3 separate regions of the Homo sapiens genome follow, and all the other regions are linked to region 3. Evidence: chromatin contacts called from ENCODE Hi-C or POLR2A ChIA-PET data. All regions are on one chromosome and are shown on one strand. Each heading gives the region's core, a stretch centred on a gene start or an enhancer-like site at or near the end of the contact. The rest is flanking DNA. Distances are from core to core; before and after follow the strand shown. Region 1 holds the start of MPDU1 (mannose-P-dolichol utilization defect 1). Region 2 overlaps PIK3R6 (phosphoinositide-3-kinase regulatory subunit 6). Region 3 holds the start of BORCS6 (BLOC-1 related complex subunit 6).

Region 1 (4,336 bases), core at 1,746-4,245, 610 kb before region 3:
GGGAGGTGGATAGGATCTGACCCTTCCTCACTCCTCCAGAGTGGACATTCTCGGCTCAGAATGCATCCCTTCGAGATCTCCAAGCACCCCTGGGGCAGAGCTTCAGTTGCAGCAACTCGAGCATCATTCTTTCACCAGCTGTCCACCTCGACCTGCTCTCCCTGAGGCTCCAGGCTGCTCAGCTGCCCCACACAGGGGTCTTTGGGCAAAGTAAGACCTACCTACTCCTTCCCTCCTAGAATCCTCCCACTGCACTGAAAACCCCTTCCCCAGGCCCATAAGCCACTCATCTCTCTTCTTAACCCCCCAAATCTCGCTCTCCCAGCTTGTCATGGCTACAGGGCAGCTTTCTTTCCATCCTCTACAAGACTCTGCCAGTTTCCCCCTTTTATCACTGCTGAGTCACTGCGGTGAGCTCCTCACCAATCTCCTACTCCCCAGCATCCCCCCATTCCCTCCTCCCACCTTTATCCCAACCAGCACGTCACTGCAAATACCTACCTGCCCTATCCTTCCGCCAGGTTTCTCCTGCCCCAGTGACCGGTCCATCTTGCTGCCTCTCATCATCGGCCTGATCCTTCTTGGCCTCCTCGCCCTGGTGCTTATTGCTTTCTGCATCATCCGGAGACGCCCATCCGCCTACCAGGCCCTCTGAGCATTTGCTTCAAACCCCAGGGCACTGAGGGGGTTGGGGTGTGGTGGGGGGGTACCCTTATTTCCTCGACACGCAACTGGCTCAAAGACAATGTTATTTTCCTTCCCTTTCTTGAAGAACAAAAAGAAAGCCGGGCATGACGGCTCATGCCTGTAATCCCAGCACTTTGGGAGGCTGAGGCAGGTGGATCACTGGAGGTCAGGAGTTTGAGACCAGCCTGGCCAACATGGTGAAACCCTGTCTCTACTAAAAATACAATTAGCCAGGTGTGGCGGCGTAATCCCAGCTGGCCTGTAATCCCAGCTACTTGGGAGGCTGAGGCAGAACTGCTTGAACCCAGGAGGTGGAGGTTGCAGTGAGCCGTCATCGCGCCACTAAGCCAAGATCGCGCCACTGCACTCCAGCCTGGGCGACAGAGCCAGACTGTCTCAAATAAATAAATATGAGATAATGCAGTCGGGAGAAGGGAGGGAGAGAATTTTATTAAATGTGACGAACTGCCCCCCCCCCCCCCCCAGCAGGAGAGCAGCAAAATTTATGCAAATCTTTGACGGGGTTTTCCTTGTCCTGCCAGGATTAAAAGCCATGAGTTTCTTGTCACATGCCTTTCTATGCCTTCCATGGCTGGGTCTCAGGGAGCCGGAAGCAGCTGCTGAGGAGGGATGAAAATGTCAGTGTGTGACGATGCCTCATGGGTTCACCCCCCAAAGCCTGGCACAGCTGGTGTTGGGTCTGCCGTGCCTCCCTTCCTTCCTCCTCTTGGGGCCACTGGCTGCTCCAGTTCCCCATCCGTGGCAAGCCGGTAGAGCCATTCATCCCCGCAGCCTTCTTCCTGACCCTCGTACAGTTTCAAATGCAGCAGACAGCCAAAGCAATGAGTGGGGGGCTGTGGAACTTCATTCCCAAAGGCAGCGCCAGTGGCTCCTGAGCAATGAGAATGTCCTGTCCTGTCCACCATATTCAAGGCCAGCAGAAGAGCCCGATTAAACCCTCGCAGCACCTGGCATGCTCCTATCCCACCTACAAGGGGTTGAATCAAGAAGGAGCAGTGGGTACTCTGACCTCCACTGGGGGCTCCTGGGAACAGCATGCCCCCCACACGGGGCCACCTGCCAAGCCTAACTTCATGCCCCCAGTACTTGAGATGAGGAGTGTCACTCTCAGGACAGCCAAGGTCCAGATTCCAGAAAGGACCTCCCAGATGGCCACAGCCTGCACCAGCAGTGAGCGCCAGTCCCACCCATTACAGCTGGCTACGGCGCAATCCCTGGGAGCCAGGATGAGCAGCACCCCCCAGCCGTAGGAGCCCCAGGAGGCTTCCGGCCTCCAAGGCCCAGAGACTGCCCCACAAGGGCAGCCCTCACCTGGCAGGGCCCCAGCAGCCCCACCTCTGCCTGCAGACATCCGTGTGACCTTGTAGACTTTGGAGGGGGGCCGCCAAAGGGCTGATCCACAGCGGAATGACGCACGGGTGGGCACCGTGGGTTGGCGTCCCGGCGGTCGGTAACGAAGCACAACGCCCCCACCAGGTAGTCCAAGGTGCCCTTTCCCAAGCAGCGCTGCAGGGTCCACTCGGCCTCGCCGAAGTCTCTGCCCAGCACGTGGTGCGCCCTCGGGCCAGCGGGGAGGGGGCGAATCCCGGGACTGCCTCGCCAGGCCTCGGCTCCCCGGAGACTCTTGGGGGTCTGGGCCCCAAGGGTGATTCAGGTGCTGCCCTTCCCCGACCTGGGCTCGCCTCCCCCACCTCCTCCTCTGCTTCACTGTCCCGGGCCCAGCAGTTGCCGGCGCACTCATGCTCCGAGGCCTGAGCCAACCGGAGGCGAGACAAGCACAGGGCCCTGCGCGCAACCCGGCACCTAAGGAGGCCTGCCCGGTGCAGACTCTCCTGCTCCCACCGGCGCCCTTCCCTCTAGAGACGCTGAGAGAACGGGAGCTAGTAGCGCCCCCACCCAACGCCACCTCGGAGACTCCGGCTCCTTCTCTCTCAACTTCGAACAATACAAAGTGTGCTAGGAGAAGACAAGATGGCGCCCAGCAGGAGGAGCGGAGAAAGGCAGGGGTGTAAATCTGGCTTCCAAACTGGAAGCGTCAACAAAGGCGTGGGAGGTCTAACCGCGCAGGCGTGCAGCTTCGGCAAGCTTTACAATTCCAACAGCGCGTCCAAAACGTGGTCCCTGACTGAGACTTATTTTACGCCACTAGAGTGAGGGTGGGTAGCGTCAGAAAGAGCGGGGCACGGGGCGGGCCAGCTTCGCCGCGGGAAAAGAACGGGAGGCGGAGTGTCCGCAGCGCGCACGCGCAACGAAAGTCAATGGCGGTCTGGAGAGACTGGCGGAAGCTAGCTTTGCAATATGGCGGCCGAGGCGGACGGACCGCTTAAACGGCTGCTCGTGCCGATTCTTTTACCTGAGAAATGCTACGACCAACTTTTCGTTCAGTGGGACTTGCTTCACGGTGAGTTTTATTCAGCATCCGATCCAAGTCCTACTCGAGTGACCGTGGGCCCTTAGTCCAAGCCTTGATCGGCGACTAAGTGACGGCAGTGACTGCCGCCATGCCGAGCTGGACGGAAGTCACTTCTGAGAAGGGCGGAAGTGTCTCGGGCTCCTTAGAGGGAGGACACCATATTAGTGCCAGTGGGGAAGTCACCGGGTGGAATTACTTCTTTGTGGAGTTTGTGCTGTAGCGACAATGAAAAACGAAGAGTCAACTTTTATAAAACAAAATAAAAATTAAGTCAAATCATGCCAACCTTTATTAGATCGCTAGCAGGGTTAAACTTAATTCAAAGCCCCTGATGAATCGGGCCTTCATTGCACCCCCAAAGGCTCCGCCACCCTGATTGCTTTCTTTCCAGCCTCCAGGTTTGCTCATAGTCTGATTTCGGAATAATTTGCCTCCCTTCCTTTTTCTGATTGCGAGACAGCTCCACAAGGGTCACCGTCAGACCGTTTGGGGAGCGTCAGTCTGCCCCTGTCAGTTCATGGTACCTCTCTTGAGCTCGTGGGGCACTTTGTTTTAGCCGCATTCATGACCCGTGAGAGTCAGACTCCCACTAGACCAAGTTCCTTGAGGGGAAGGCTTCAAGGCTAGAGAAGTTGTGGATGGCCAGGGCATAAAAGCAAGCCTTGAAAGGGTAAGGTTTAGTCCCTGAGTAGGGGCCAGGGACAGTCAGAGTGTTCAAGAAAGAGTGGTATGGGGCGGGCACGGTGGCTCACGCCTGTAATCCCAGCACTTTGGGAGGCCGAAGCGGGTGGATCACCTGAGGTCAGGCGTTCGAGACCAGCCTGGCCAATAGGGCGAAACCCCGCCTCTACTAAAAATACAAAAAATTAGCCGGGCGTTGTGGCAGGCGCCTGTAATCCCAGCTACTCGGGAGGCTGAGGCAGGAGAATCGCTTAAACCCGGGAGACAGAGGTTACAGTGAGCCAAGATCGTGCCATTGCACTCCAGCCTGGGCAACAAGAGTGAAACTCCGTCTCAAAATTAAAATAAGAAAAAAAAAATGGTATGAAGACTTGTCTTTGGAGAGAGAAGACATGTGAAATGGGGCACCCATTGGCCCAGAGAAGGGAAATAAAGGATCAGAGAGCTCTTGGGCATTTCTCAGCTTTATATGGGGAAGCAATGGAGAGCCGTGGAGGTCAAGCCAAGTTTGGGTGTTAATTTATAGGGAATGGA
Region 2 (4,237 bases), core at 1,239-3,738, 670 kb after region 3:
AAATAGCACAGAGTTTCTGGGTACCCTTTACCCAGTTTCCCCCCAGTGATAACATCTTGCAAACAATGTTACTGTATCAAAATCAAGATATTGGTCAGGCGTGGTGGCTCACGCCTATAATCCCAACACTTTGGGATGGTGAGGCAGGTGGATCACTTGAGGTCAGGAGTTCGAGACCAGGCTGGCCAAAATGGTGGAACCACGTCTCTAATAAAAATACAAAAATTAGCCAGGCATGGTGGCAGGTGCCTGTAATCCCAGCTACCCGGGAGGCTGAAGCAGGAGAATCGCTTGAACCCAGGAGATGGAGTTTGCAGTGAGCTGAGGTCTTACCACTGCACTCCAGCCTGGGTGAAAGAGTGAAACTCCATCTCAAAAACAAACAAACAAAAAACCCCAGGATGTTGATGTCGATACATTTTATTCCGATTTCCCCAGTTTCACCTGTACTTGTGTGTGTGTCAGTCTCTTACCTTTTAATGATACACACTAAACTACAAAAAAAGTGATATTACTTACCCATAAACAGTGGGGTCACAGGTAATTTTTAATACATTTCTACATTTTCTGATTTCTTAATCTTAAGTATATTTGACCTTATTTTTTACTGTGTAACAGATGGCACACACAAAAGAAGAGAGCTAATATATTATGTTCAGGGACATAGTAATTACATGAACATCTGGGAGCCCGCCAGTCAATTTAAGAACGTTGTGCTGTGGGTTTAACGTAACCTTTGCACACCCCTGCCTGGAGCACCCTTCCCCCAGCTTTCCCCACAGCTGGCTCCCCCTCGACATTCAGGTCTTGTTGTCAATGTCACTGCCTCAGAGGCCTTTCCTGAACATCCTGTCCAAAATAGCCCTCCCTGTCACACTCTAGCACACTCTGATTTTATTCATAGCATTTATCAGTATGGAAATTTTTCCTGTCAGGCTTAGTTTTCTTGGCTAGTCATTAGAATGCGAACTCGGCAAATACTGGGATGGGGCGTGTCTCCTTCACTGCAGCATGTCCAGCATCTAGGGCAGCAGCCACTCAGTGGACAATGAATACCTATTTTAGATAAATATTTGATGAATGAATGAAAGTGAAGAATATTGCCAAAAGCCACGTGGCCATGAAGGATAGAACCAGGGCTAGAGCCCAGATCTCAACCTGGGGCGTGGGGTCATGGCCACTTCCCCTGACGTCCGCATGCCTTCCTTTCCCCTCTGTAAACCTCACAGAACCCCCCTCTGTCTTTGTGAAATAAAATGAACACAAACTTCTGTCTGGGGCGGCCTGGGTTAATAATGAACACGGGGCAGCCTCGAAAGAAAAGAAATCTCACAGATAAAGACTAAAAGAGAAGTGTAAGATACCAGGAATTTTTGTGGCAAATGGAGAGTGCTTCTGGGCTGATTTTTAATTGAAAGTAAAATTCCCCTTTGGGAGGCTGAGGCAGGCGGATCACAAGATCAGGGATCGAGACCATCCTAGCTAACATGGTGAAACCCCGTCTCTACTAAAAATACAAAAAATTAGCTGGGTGTGGCGGCAGGTGCCAGTAATCCCAGCTACTTGGGAGGCTGAGGCAGGAGAATCGCTTGAATCCGGGAGGCAGAGGTTGCAGTGAGCTGCAATCGTGCCACTGCACACCAGCCTGGGCAACAAGAGTGAAACTCTGTCTCAAAAAAAAAAAAAAAAAAGGGAAAGTAAAATTCTAAGAAACTTTACCAGTAACTGTCAGAAAGCCTCCCTATTCATTTGCTCATTCCTTCATTCACTCACGCATTCACTCATCAAACATTTATTCAGCGTTTCTATATATTTGTGCAGGTGCTGCTTCCTTGCTCCTCCCACAGGAGACCTTTGTGGTCGATTTCCTGTCCTTTGGGGCTGCTGACCACACCAGTGTGGGGGAAGAGCCCCCAGGGGATGAGCTTGCACGTAGACAGGAAATGGAAATAGAAGCAGCTCATTCTTAAAATGCATCAACATCAAATGTGTCTTCGTTTCAGGAATGAGAAGAATTTTTTAGGAAATAAAGCTTGCCCTTTCAAGCACCAAACCATGCCTCTGAATGTTTTCTCAATTAATCTTTTTTTTTTTTTTTTTTTTTTTTTGAGACAGTTTTGCTCTTGTCGCCCAGGCTGGAGTGCAGTGACGCGATCTCGGCTCACTGCAACCTCCGCCTCCTGGGTTCAAACGATTCTCTTGCCTTAGCCTCCCTGAGGCTAGGAATTACAGGCACCCGCCGCCACCCCTGGCTAATTTTTGTATTTTTAGTAGAGACAGGGTTTCGCCATGTTAGCCAGGCTGGTCTCGAACTCCTGACCTCAGGTGATCCACCCACCTCGGCCTCCCAGAGTGCTGGGATTAGAGGCGTGAGCCAGGCGCCTGGCTGTTTTCTCAATGAGTCTCAATGGAAGCTCATTGTATGCACCGTGCCATAAAACGGTGGCGATGGCAGGAGCTATCAGTAGGCGAGGGTAGCCCTATCCTACATTGAGTGGCTGTTACTGTTTGACTTCTCATGTATGATTCCTCATTTCAGCAGCACCAGCTGTGTTCTGCACTTAGTGGGTGAGTGGAGGCTGCAGTCCAGCCCACCGCTCTGCTGGCCTTTTTGTAATTTACTCAGGCAGGGAGGGTGAGGTTTTGCAATTCATCCATCCAAAGAGGAACTTGCTGTAATTTGTCTACTCAGAGGGGTGCCTCTTTCTGATTTGAACAAAGTGCCTTCTGTGTTGGCTGCAGCCCTGCCTGGGCTGTGTCTGCTCCTCCACCCAACTGCCAGTTTGCTGAAGGCTGGGAAGCCGGAATAAGCACATGCAATTGTCTTGTATGTAAAATGAAGAAACAAAGCCTGAGAACTGATCAATGAAAAGAGCATCAAACTTCCATCCATGGACTTGCAACTTCTATTTGCTCAGAGGGCCCTCTGGCTGTCTTCTGAGTTCCTGGCAGTGTTTTGGGTGGCTGAGGTTGGTGAGTAAATCAAAGAGCCTCTTCAGAACATAATCCATGGGGCAGAAATTGCACAAGACCTGAGAGGTTAGAGATGAATGAATGAGACATAGTCCTTGCCCCCTGGGGTGCGTGGTCTACCAGTCTGTCACCTCATAATGACCGCAGGGTGGCTGTACTTGCCCAAGACCCCTGGAACAGACGTCACACACCTATGGCCCACCATTAGCACACTGAAACTGTCTCACCGCCCCATGCACGCAGCATGCTTGTGATGGTTTATGTGTCAACTTGACCAGGCCAAGGGAGGCCCAGATGGCTGGTGAAGCATTATTTCTGGAGGTGTCCATGAGGCTATTTCCAGGAAAGATGAGCATCTGAATGCAGGGAGTGAGTCAAGATCTGCCCTCAGCCATGTGGGTGGGCATCACGTGATCTGCTGAGGGCCTGAATAGGAGAAGAGGGAGGAGGAAGGGCAGATGTGCTCTCTGTGCTTCAGCTGGGACATCCATCCTGCCCTTGGACAAAATCAGCGCTCTTGGTTCTCCAGCCTTCGGACTTGGACTGAGACTGACGCCGTCATCTTCCCTGGTTCTCAGGCCTTTGGACTCAGACTGGAATTACACCACTGACTTTCCTGGGCCTCTAGTTTACAGACCACGGATTACAGACTTCTCAGCCTCCACAATCACAGGAGCCAATCCCTGCTAATACATCCTTTTGTTCTCTACCCACTCCCCACCCACCTCCCAGTCTCTCTCTCTATCCTATTTGTTGTGTTCCTCTGGAGTGGCCTGACTAATACAATGCTTAAGAAGACTAACCATTTCGCAGACTCATGTAAGAGACTCTCAGAGACTTTGCTCTGTCTAGTATATTTTTAAAATTCACTTTTCACATAAAAAACCATGCGTATGGTAAAAATCTGAAAGGCACAGATAGCTATGCAGTGAAAAGCCAGACTCCTTCTTAGCTATCCTCTGGCCCAAGGGTCCCCAAACCCCAGGCTGCGGATGGGCACTGATCCGTGGGCCGTTAGGAACTAGGGACACAGCAGCAGGTGAGTGGCTGGTGAGCCACCAGGACCGCCTGAGCTCCGCCTCCTGGGGCGGGGGGCGGTGTGGGCATAAGATTCTCATAGAAGCTCGAACCCTATTGTGAACTGCGCATGCAAGGGATCCAGGCTGCCCGTTTCTTAAGAGAATCTAATACCTGATGATCTGAGGTGGAGCAGTTTCATCCCGAATCCATCCCCATCCCCAGCCCCAGCCCCAGCCCCCTTCCC
Region 3 (4,283 bases), core at 1,233-3,732:
CACTCCGTTTTAGAGCCAAGTAACGTCTCTGGGGAAAAACAGCGCCACATTTCCAATCCCAGAACAGGGAGCGTATTGGAGCGCATTCTAAAGTGGGCGTGTCTTGAGAGGAAGGGATTGAGAGAAACCGGGGTTGTTTCGTGATCTTTGCTTCTACATCTTATGGCCACAATATATGGCTCCTGAACTTACTGTGTGAACTGTAAACAAAAGGCTTTGGGACAAATTTGTCTCAAACCACGTGGCACTGATCTGCAGAGTGTGGGAAATGGTCAGGAATAGAGCTGACAAGTGTTCCCAGTCTTCCCCCAGAGGTAAGATGTCCGTCCAATCCACCCAGCCCCTGCCTATTCATGAGGACCTGAGAAGACAATTTCTTCCCCTTCTCTTCTAGAGCATCTTTTTTACGTTTCTGTGGTTACCGGATCTCTGGGCCCCTGTGAGTGATTATCTGTGTCCTCACATTTCCCCTCAGACCAGATGCTTAAGAGCAAGAACCATATCTTTCCCCACGGAGCCTGAGACATCTCCACCCCCACCCCACTCCCAGCACCAGCCCCAAGGGAGCTGCGTGAACAACACCGACCCTCATTCCCATTCCTTTGGCTTATTAATCACTGCAACCCCACACAGACTCAGCCTCAGCCTTCGCAGCAGCAGCACTTTAATTCCACAAAAACTCAGAAAGCCAAAACTGATTAGAACACTCCACAACAGGTGAGCTTCAAAACCAGCAACATTCTACCTGAACCCTGAGAGCAGTGAGACGCCTCCCACCTCACCCCCTCCGCCGTGCAACCCATTCCTCCTAGCTGCACGCCGGTTCTGGCTGGGGAAGTGGTATGGTAGAGGGCCAGAGGGCAGAAGCAGAAGGCTCTCCATCAGCAGGGGTGCATCTTTGCCTGCGGGGTGTTTGGCCAAGGACGGCACAAGCTCCCACAGCCCCTGGCACCTGAGATGTGGCCACTGGAGTCAGGATAGCCACAGTGGGGGCTGGGGCTTCCTCTGTCCCTTTCTCCTGATTACATGTGGGAGTCACGTCCTCACCTTCAAGCAGACCTAAAGCCCCGTGTTCCCAGGGCTGGTGCTCTAGCTAGGGAGGAGAGTTGGGAAGAACAGGGTAGCTACAGATGGCCAACTGAATACAAGCAGAGCAACATCCCTTCCCACCAGGAGAGCCGTTAGAACTTCCCCACATACACCAGCCTAAGGCCCAGCGAGTGGGCACGGGCCAGCTGAACGCATCTGGAAGAGCCTCCAACACACAGGCCTCCCCTCAGTGGGCACTTCCCACCAGGACTCCCTGAAGAGTCCTTAGGGTCCTGCTGGGCCCTGCCCTGGCCAGGACCGGCCTCTCCTGTCCTCCTGGTCACTTGCACAGGGCCTCCAACACCTCCAGAGTACGTCGGATATCCCGGACTTGGCGCGCCAGCCCCTGAACCGGCTGCAGAGCCCGCTCCAGCTCCTCGCAGCGCGCCAGCAGGGTGTACATGCCCTTGATGCTCATGTCCACGGCTTCACCTAAGGAGTCCACAGCATCGCGGTAGGTCTGGATGCAACCCACGCTCAGCGCCGTCAGCTCCTGCACCGCGCCACCCAGACCGCGAAGCAGACGGTCCACCCGGCCTCCCAGCTCCCGACTCAACCGCTCCAGATCCCGCAGCACCTCGGGGTCGATTGGGGGAATGGCCGGTGTGGGTGTGGGTGCAGGCGCTGGGCAGGGCCGCGCAGGGGCAGAAGGCGGGGGTGGAGGCGCGCCGCTCAGACGGATCTTGAGTTGCAGGTTGTTGGCGACAAAGTGGGTAAGGTCGCCGTGGCGGCTCACTGTGCCTTCGAGCTCCAGGGGACTGGAGATGGTGGCGCGGCGTCCGCCGCCCGCGCCGGACTCGGCACTCCCTGAGGACCCGGCGCCACCGCACGCCTCGCTCAGCCCGTCCAGGCTGCGGCTGTCCTGAAGACGGCTGGAGAACGAGCGGCCGGCTCTGCTGCCCGCGGCCGCCTCCTCGTCGTTGTCTTCCTCCTCCTGCTGCTCAACATCCATCCCGCCGCCTGGTCCCCCTCGACGGCAGTCCCTCCCGGAGGAGGGCTTGCCCTCGGGCGGCGCCGGGTTCTTGTGCCGGGAGGACAGGGAAGGTTCGTGCTCTGCACCCGGCGCCCCCCTGCGGCTCCCGGCCCCAGACAGCGTCCCTTGAGGGCCGGGCTCGTTCTCCAGAGCCTCCCGTTCCGGCCGGTGGACGACGCCGCAGCTTGACGTCTTCGGGGACGTCCTGGGGTGGCGGTTCGCGCCCCCAACGTTCTCGGTCTCTTCCTCCCCGGACACCCGGAGGCCTGCGGGCGGCTCAGAGGACGTTCGGCCCGGCCCGCCGCCAAAGACTAGGGCCTGATGTTCCGCTACAGCCAGAAGGTCCGTCTCGGGCCCGGGCCGCCCCCGAGACGACTCCATACTGCAGGTGGGGGCCGCAACGGAGGAATTGGTTCGCCCCGGCTCCGGAGGCAGTGGCTGCGCCTTTAAGGGGCGTTGGTAGAGGCGAGCCGATTGGCAGCGGCTGACAATGGTAAGGACAGGAAAAGCATTTTGATTGGTCGCGGCGACCAGGAAGTCCCGGAAGAAGAGCTGTTACTGCACAGCGGAACACACGTGAACGCCGGCAGGGTGGAGAGAAGGAGGTGACAGCTGCTCCCGTCGCCCCGCCCTTTCTGAAAGCTGATGGGGCAGATCTTAAAGACCAAGGTCCTCAAATTCCTGAGTCCCGAGGGGTGGGGCTCAGATCCTTTCTGCCTGTAATTGTACCCCCCCCAACAGTGATTGCTTAGCAAAAATACCAAGTGGGGAGCCCACTTGGGGTTCCTAGAGAGGTTCTTAGGATGAAAATGGCATATCCTTCTTGGACCATCAGGGTTGAACCTAGTTGACTAAAAAGAAGGAAACCAGAAGTCCAGCATGAGCATGAATGGTTTGCTCTATCTTTCTTGGTTAAGAGACCTAACCACTGAACTGCTCAGAGCGACCCACTGTGGTCAAGGCAGCGGCCTCTGGGCTTTCCTATGCGTTTGTCACTCTTGTTCTGTGTCTCTTGCCCCTTTCACACTGAGGGGTCTCGCCCCTTGGAGGATGGCGTGTGATTTTGCCACGAGGTAAAATATTCAACAAATGAAATGATCACAAATTTTGATATGTGCTATACAGGAAATAAAGTGTTATGATTGAGAATATAACTGAGCAGGCACTAGTTTAGGTAAGGGGTCAGGAAAATACCTCTTTGGTGAGACTTTTAACTAAAAAGAACCAAAAAGACGCAGCCACCCCCCAGGCAGAGAGAAGAAAACTTGAGCTACCTCTCAGAGACAAAGAAGTCTTGACGTATTCAAGAAACTGAGGTGAGGGGGCAGGAGACATTGGGACTAAAACAAAATCAGCAAGATAAGGGGAAGGATTTCGAGCCAAGGAGCTGAACAGGCAGCAGGGGCCACGTCATGCAGGGGGCCTTGTAGTTCCTGTTAGGGAATGGAGATTTCCTCTAAATGCAATGGTGCAGCGACATTGGAAAGGTTGTACATTGCAACACATAGCCAAAGCTTGGAGACATCAGTATTTTTATTTATTTATTTATTTATTTATTTATTTATTTATTTATGTATTTAGAGACAGAGTCCCACTCCGTCACCCAGGCTGGAGTGCAGTGGCGCGATCTCGGCTCACTGCAACCTCCGCCTCCTGGGTTCACGCGATTCTCCTAACTCAGTCTCCCGGGTAGCTGGGATTACAAGCGCCCGCCACCACGCCCGGCTAATTTTGTATTTTTAGTAGAGATGGGGTTTCACCATGTTGGCCAGGCTGGTCTTGAACTACTGGCCTCAAGTGATCCACCCGCCTCGGCCTCCCAAAGTGCTAGCATGACAGGCGTGAGCCACCGTGCCCGGCCAGACATCAGTATTTAATAAAAACAGTTTGCTAACTCTCCTTAGCTGACAAAGGATGTGGTTGTTTTTTCCATTTGGATAGAGAGATGTCTTGAGGCAGTGTCATGCCAGCATTCAGAAGTGCAACTCCCCAGAACTTCCCAGCACTACTATCCCCAGGTGCCTGCCGGGGTCCTAGCCAGCCAACCCTAATGATAGTAGCTCAATCTTTCACCACGCCTGAGGAGTCCACAATTGTCAGCTGTCTGTATCTTATAGTCACCTGCAGCTTGACAAAACCTGTCATTCCTTTGCTCTAAAAAAAAAAACCTAAAAAGCTCATATATAATTGGGCTGGGTAGGTAGATATTCTTTAGAAGATG

Evidence for each region. A loop is a pair of places that touch in the nucleus more often than their neighbours do. ChIA-PET counts read pairs that join two places held with the same protein, here RNA polymerase II (POLR2A). Pooled maps may share reads with other maps.
Region 1: a loop to region 3 is called in a pooled map, with 4 times the contacts of the local background. The contact joins the promoter of MPDU1 here to the promoter of BORCS6 in region 3. A Hi-C loop is called at or near these places in 1 of 168 maps with a recorded cell type or tissue (naive thymus-derived CD4-positive, alpha-beta T cell) and 7 of 50 pooled maps. POLR2A ChIA-PET finds 5 or more read pairs at or near these places in 1 of 52 experiments (activated CD4-positive, alpha-beta T cell).
Region 2: a loop to region 3 is called in a map with no recorded cell type, with 3 times the contacts of the local background. The contact joins the enhancer-like site here to the promoter of BORCS6 in region 3. A Hi-C loop is called at or near these places in 1 of 37 single-sample maps with no recorded cell type and 3 of 50 pooled maps. POLR2A ChIA-PET finds 5 or more read pairs at or near these places in 2 of 52 experiments (GM12878 and activated T-cell).

Annotation. Positions count from the first base shown.
Region 1 is chr17:7,580,857-7,585,192 of GRCh38, forward strand. MPDU1 (mannose-P-dolichol utilization defect 1) reads left to right here and starts at 2,996. Exons shown (of 7, transcript NM_004870.4): 1 at 2,996-3,109. The coding sequence starts at 3,007. It overlaps MPDU1-AS1 (MPDU1 antisense RNA 1), which reads right to left and starts at 3,236. Exons shown (of 2, transcript NR_136402.2): 1 at 3,062-3,236; 2 at 1,118-1,307. It overlaps CD68 (CD68 molecule), which reads left to right. Exons shown (of 6, transcript NM_001251.3): 5 at 40-210; 6 at 522-1,255. The coding sequence ends at 655. RefSeq lists enhancers at 1,820-2,693, 2,645-2,694, 2,694-3,568, 2,805-3,334, 3,569-4,336.
Region 2 is chr17:8,856,228-8,860,464 of GRCh38, forward strand. All of the region lies in intron 1 of PIK3R6 (phosphoinositide-3-kinase regulatory subunit 6), which reads right to left. Among named protein-coding and RNA genes, the nearest start is that of PIK3R6, 9.3 kb to the right of the region's middle. RefSeq lists an enhancer at 3,213-3,472. Within about 2 kb of position 2,489, at least 8 of the 41 ENCODE cell types and tissues checked have a DNase peak (open chromatin) inside an H3K27ac peak, as active enhancers do; they include GM12878, where a contact is called at or near this core.
Region 3 is chr17:8,187,698-8,191,980 of GRCh38, forward strand. It overlaps BORCS6 (BLOC-1 related complex subunit 6), which reads right to left and starts at 2,483. Exons shown (of 1, transcript NM_017622.3): 1 at 648-2,483. The coding sequence starts at 2,443. The coding sequence ends at 1,370. It overlaps LOC124903913 (a long non-coding RNA gene), which reads right to left. Exons shown (of 2, transcript XR_007065604.1): 2 at 3,578-4,283. RefSeq lists enhancers at 462-511, 1,650-2,296, 2,275-2,554, 2,297-2,942 and silencers at 1,735-1,784, 1,855-1,914, 2,115-2,164.